Regions from separate parts of the Homo sapiens genome. Here region 2 is linked to region 1. The links are chromatin contacts, found by Hi-C in ENCODE. All regions are on one chromosome and are shown on one strand. Each heading gives the region's core, a stretch centred on a gene start or an enhancer-like site at or near the end of the contact. The rest is flanking DNA. Distances are from core to core; before and after follow the strand shown.

Evidence for each region. A loop is a pair of places that touch in the nucleus more often than their neighbours do. Pooled maps may share reads with other maps.
Region 2: a map of GM12878 shows a loop between it and region 1 (2.1-fold over the local background). The contact joins two enhancer-like sites. A Hi-C loop is called at or near these places in 1 of 168 maps with a recorded cell type or tissue (GM12878), 8 of 37 single-sample maps with no recorded cell type and 5 of 50 pooled maps.

Annotation. Positions count from the first base shown.
Region 1 is chr2:29,313,619-29,316,385 of GRCh38, forward strand. All of the region lies in intron 8 of ALK (ALK receptor tyrosine kinase), which reads right to left. Among named protein-coding and RNA genes, the nearest start is that of CLIP4, 200 kb to the left of the region's middle. Within about 2 kb of position 1,298, at least 6 of the 41 ENCODE cell types and tissues checked have a DNase peak (open chromatin) inside an H3K27ac peak, as active enhancers do.
Region 2 is chr2:29,722,189-29,725,056 of GRCh38, forward strand. All of the region lies in intron 1 of ALK (ALK receptor tyrosine kinase), which reads right to left. Among named protein-coding and RNA genes, the nearest start is that of ALK, 200 kb to the right of the region's middle. Within about 2 kb of position 1,368, at least 3 of the 41 ENCODE cell types and tissues checked have a DNase peak (open chromatin) inside an H3K27ac peak, as active enhancers do.

The DNA of each region.
Region 1 (2,767 bases), core at 48-2,547:
AGGAAGAGCATGAAACTCAGAATCATAAGATCTAGGTTTGGTCTTGTGTTTATTAGCTGTGGGTCTTGAGGTGAATTTCATGATCTGGATGGGGAGCCCGTGATGCATAGGATCTGCTCTGGAAAACGAGTTGAATTCAATAGTTATGCTCATCTTCTTTGGCTCCTGTCGAGAGTTTGGTGGGGGCTGATAAAGGAAGGTCCCCTTCTGCTTTTGTTTTTCCTCGGTCTCATGCCATCTGATACTAAGTTTTCTTACTCTTATCCTCCTTTTCTTGACTTTCCACAGAAGATTTTGTCACTGAGTTTAATAAACTTTAAAAACACAGCAGTCAGAAAAGTTCCTCTCTTTTTCCCATCTTCAGAGTCCTATTTGCCTGCTGCCGAGGTCGGGGGCAAGCTTCAATAAGCCCAATCAACACAGCCTGCCTCTCGGCTTCCCTGCTTCTGCGTCACACTGAGAGGCTGGAGGGAAGGATAAGCCTGTTTCCAGGGATGATCACCAGCACCCTGAAAAGTCTTACAAAATCAATCAGAGAGCAATTTACAGAAAAATTCCCTGCCTTCGGGTGCCTTCCTTTGAGAAGGGCTTCAGGGATGGATGGCCAAGGTCAACTCCAGGGGCCATGGCGTCTTCTCACATCCCTCTGGGCTACATTTGCTGGTTTTAATGACACAAAGGATGGGTCCCCTTTTCTCCAGGCCCATGTAGACGTGGAAGGGGCCCGCTGGTCACCTTCTGCCTAGATCACAGCAGCTCCCCACAGCTAATCCAACCTGATTCCTTTTATTGCTAGAGGTGACGTCAGGGGTGGAAAGGTTCGGCTGTGTCCCAAGATCCCAGAGGGTGTGTGCACGCATGTGTGTATGTGTGTGTGTGTTTGCGTGTACATATGTATGTGTGAGAAGAGGGGAGACGCAACTGCAGCTCTGGCCAGGTAGGAAAACCAGCATTGAGGAACTGACCACCACAAATTGGGGGGATCCCATCTCATTTTTGGATCAAATTGCACTTCTGTAGCTCACACAAGAAAAACTGCTTCCATGCCTTGGAGGGGAAAGAAAATGAGGAAAGTCCACTTTTTCTCCTTGCAGGCCCAGAAGGCCTGAGAACGTGGTTTAAATTATTCTAGTCACAGGCAGGCTATTCAAATAAAATAGAATTTCAAACCACACGGGGCTTGTTGAGACATTCAGGCTGCTGGGGTGTGTGAAAGGCAGGGGGCTGGGGTGGTGTCAGCCGCCACTCTGCCGTGCTCTTTATTACCAGCGGCTGCAATGCCAGACACATCCGCGGGTGTCTCAAAGCCGAGGCGGATTCGAGCAGGTCTGACAGCAAGTGAGCACATGAAAGCCACTGCAAGCCTTCCCTCCCCGGTGGCAACTTTAATTATTTGAACTGGAGCTCAGAAAAATAAAAATAAAAATAACATCAGAATATATTGTAAGTGGCTCCCCAGTTTCCTGCAGAGAAGAGCTTGTGGCGGAGAGGAGGAACACAAAAAGAAAACCAAAACCACAGCGTTCTTTCTTGTTTGTGGCTGGGCGAGGCAGAGGTCTTTAAATATTCATGCCCCGTGTGTAACTGTGCAGAGAGATAGGAGGCAGCCGTGGTAGTCAGCAAGAGCAGGCTGCAGGAGCCTGGAGGGAGGAGGTGGGAGTGGGGCAGGCTTCTGGAATGCCCTGGAAGTTAGATTGGCACAAAGGCACACTGTGGCTATGCCTCCATCATGGGGGGCTCCTGACCTGGTTTCATATGCTCTCCCACCCGCTTCTCTTCTCCCCCGCCTCCATCATTTCTCATCCCTTTTCTGACTCATCTTTCTAAAAGACAAGTGACATCACGCTATTTGGGGCCACAGACAGGAGGAAAACTCTCTGCATGGGCTCAGAATGAATTTCAGTCACAATTGGCAAGCACACCTACGGCCAATAGCTCTGAAGTTTCAGTGCACCTCCAAATCACCAAGGATAGGGTTTAAAAATGCAGAGCCCTGGGCCCCACTCTTCGCGATGTCATTCAGTAGGTCCAGGGTGGGGCATTTGTTACATTTTCCAGGTGAATGTGACTGGTGAAACACAGAACTACTGGTTAACTCACTTTCTAGACTTTGCAGGAAATTCTTGAAGATGACACCAGTTCTTCTCTGGGAATCCACTGATGATTGTGGTGTCTTGAGATAGTGTACGATGACTTTAACTTCCCGGAGACCAGGACTGAGCTGGGTTTGAAGAAGGTCCTTCGTGGTAGGCATCAGCCTCAGGGCTCAGCTGGACCAGTCGCCAGTCCCTGTAGGCCTGATGCTCATCAGAGTCCTGTCCCCAAAACTCTGCCTAGTGTCCATCTTTCTGCACTCGGGCCCCATAGGCAACAGAGGCCCCTGTAGGGTTGGTGGGGTTTGAAAGCCCTGAGTGAACCTCACATAGTCCCCCAGAGAAATGCAATATCCATTTTTTTCTGCCACTGGGGTTTAGCCCGCCCGGGAGGAGGAAATCAACTTCCTGCATTCTGCATTTAGGATTCACATAAAATAAATGGTAGGGCTTACAAATCTAGAAATGCATATTTCTATTTTGGTTATTTATTTTCCTGATAAAAACATTTCTCCCAACATTGGGAATTCAAAGACCCATCAGCATTAGACAAATGGTCTGAAAACCTGAATGTGAAATCATATGAATATATATAAATATAAATAATGTGAGTGTGGAATGGACTTATTCCCTTCCTTTCATTATGCCTGCTGAGCCAAGTTCTGGAAAAGGGC
Region 2 (2,868 bases), core at 118-2,617, 410 kb after region 1:
GTCTCCTTTTCCGGCAGCACTTGCTTAGGAACTGTCATGGCTGAGTATTATATTTTATCCCACTGGTTCTAACCAGCTGATGATCAATAAATTTCAAGTGAGTGCGGGACACCAGACCCTTCCTGTACCTAACTGAAGACTCTTTGCTGACCAATGAAGATAACTTGTTTACCCATGCTCACACAAACCTATGCATTCATTCATTCTCTTTAGTTCAAAGAACCGATTTTCAACTCCAAATAACCAGAACCACATTGTAGCCCTCTTCGTAAGACTTTAAAAACTCTGACTTTTCTTACTTGGAAAACCATACAGTGAATTTCTCCTTGCCCGACATGTAAGTAAGCTTGTCATAAAAAACAACTCTGTGGGATCTTTATTTTATTATTTGACAGTTGTTAAAAGTTGAAGAACTTGGGAATTTTCTGCATCTAAACTCTCTCTCAAAGTGATCTTACCCAGTTTCATGGCTCTAAATATCATCCACATACTACTGTTACCAAATTTGTGTCTTCAGCCCAATCTCTCCCCTGAACAACAGAATACACAGAATATACATCCAACTGCCTGCTCAAAATCTCCACTTTATTGCCCAATAAGCATCTGAAACTTACCATGAGCAAGCCAAAAACCTAACCTCCCTTCCCCTAAACCCCAGGTATTCCCCATTTCAGAAAGTGTTACCAATACTCGCCTGGTTGCTTGGGCCAAAAACCAATGAGGAATCCTTAACTTCTTCCTTTTATTCACACCCCACATCAATTCATCAGCAAATCTTGATGGCTCTACCTGAATTTTACCCCTTCTCATCTTTTCCCATCTCGCATCTCTCCATTATTGCTATGAGCTCAAAGAGGGCCCCCCTTCAGTCTGTTCTCTATGTGGCAGTTAGATTGACACTGCAGCCCCTGAAATAGCTTTCAAATTTCTTGCCATAGCCTAGCCCCTAAAGGCCCCACAGGATCTGGCTCCTGATTCTGTCTCTAACCTCATTTGCAACCATTTTCCCTCATTGCTGGAGCTCAGTCCCACAGGTCTCCTTGCTCTTCCCCGAACTCACCAAGCACATTCCCACCCCAGGGCCTTTGCACTGGCAGTTCTCTCAGCCGAGGAAGCTCCTCCTACTCAGAGGTACATGGCCACTCCCTCTCTCTGTCCAGGTCCCTGTCCATAGGTCAACTTCCCAGAAAGAATTTCCCTGGTCATCCTGCTGAGAGACAACTCATTGTAAGCCACTCCCATCCCTTTGCCCTATTTCTTACACATATATGTGTTCTGTATATTGGTTTATTCATTGTGTACCTCCTGCACTAGTCACTGCTATGTCTCCATGCCTGGCACACAGCAGGCACTCAATAAATATTTGTCAAATAAATGAAATCAGCGCCCTGGAGGAAGGTGTTATCTCTGGCACTTATTAGCTGTTAACTTCAGGCTAAGCACACACTCTGCCAAACCTCAATTTTCTGAAAACGATGACGAGAATAAGAATAGGGCATATTCTAAAAATTCTCAGGGTTTTGTAAGGGCCACATGAGATAATGTGTGCATGACACAGTCTTTCAGTATCAGTCATATCATTCTTAAAATTGTATGCTCCTATCTCTGTTTTAGAATCCAAAATGAGTGGGAGTCTTGGTCTCTTTTCTATATTTAGATCATCTTGTGTCAATAATTACAACGTCCAGAAATCAAAAGTGCTCCCAGAGAGCTGCTTCGCTATTATTCACTAGTTAATCATTAACTTTGCCAAATGTACATGATCACAACTACCCAAATTGCAGCCGATTGGCACTGTGTATTTCCAATCTTTATTTTTACATGTCTCACTGCATGTCTATTTATTCCTAAGCCAATGAACATAATATAATAAATATATCATACTTGTGTCAGTATAAGTAATGAAGAGCTATGCATGTGTGATGGTTATTTACATGAATGCCCCAGGCTCACTGGCAAGCATGTTTTACAAACCTACATCAATAAAATGTAACAAATGCTCCTATTCTAAATGCTCTTTGGAACAGTTCCTACCTTGCCTGTACACGTTTTACTTATTTCTTTTCCTTCCAACAATAAAACAATCAGTGACAGTCTGCTTGTTTTTTCCCTGTTATTTGAAAACACACTTAATAATGCATTCGTTTACAATGATTTTGTGTCACACAAAGCAAAGCTTAATGTGGCCAAATAAATAGTGGTCTGGATGTCAAATCAGGCACAGCTCTCAGAGAGTACAGGGCAGGCCTGTTTTTGGGACTGGCAGCCCAGGGGAAATGGTTTGGGTATTCACTAGGCTGAGCCTGCACCTGTTCAGCAAAAGAAACCTCAGTAAATTTACATGACTCCTAGAGTTAGCGGTGATGGGCGATGTTGTTAATTTAGTCTGAAAAACAGAGATGTGATTTCAGAGAAAGGAGAGAGTTTGCAGATGCACCATTTGTCCTAAACATATAGCCCTCCCCATACCTTCTCTAGGCCTGGAAAATGAGCGGTTTGAACTCACTGCTCGCTAAGGTCCTCTCTGGTTCATACATATTTGTTTCTCTATGGTTTGCTTTCACATTTTCTTCCAGCTGGCTCATTCAGAAGGGAGCTATTAGTGTCAAGGGCGGAATTTGGATGGAATTAAACAGCTCCCACTCCACCTCACCTTTCTCTAAGCCCCATCCCATCCTGCCAGAGAAGTTTGTGCTCTTTCTTAGTAGCTCAAATATTGAAGCAAAAATTACTCTCCCATAATATTCTTTTGTACTGTCAAAAGTTATAGCTTCAGCATGCATTTCCTGCCTCCCCAAGAGGACCCATGTATAACTTTTGTGTTCACTCAATGGTGAAGGACCTCTGCCAGCCAATGAAAGCATGTAC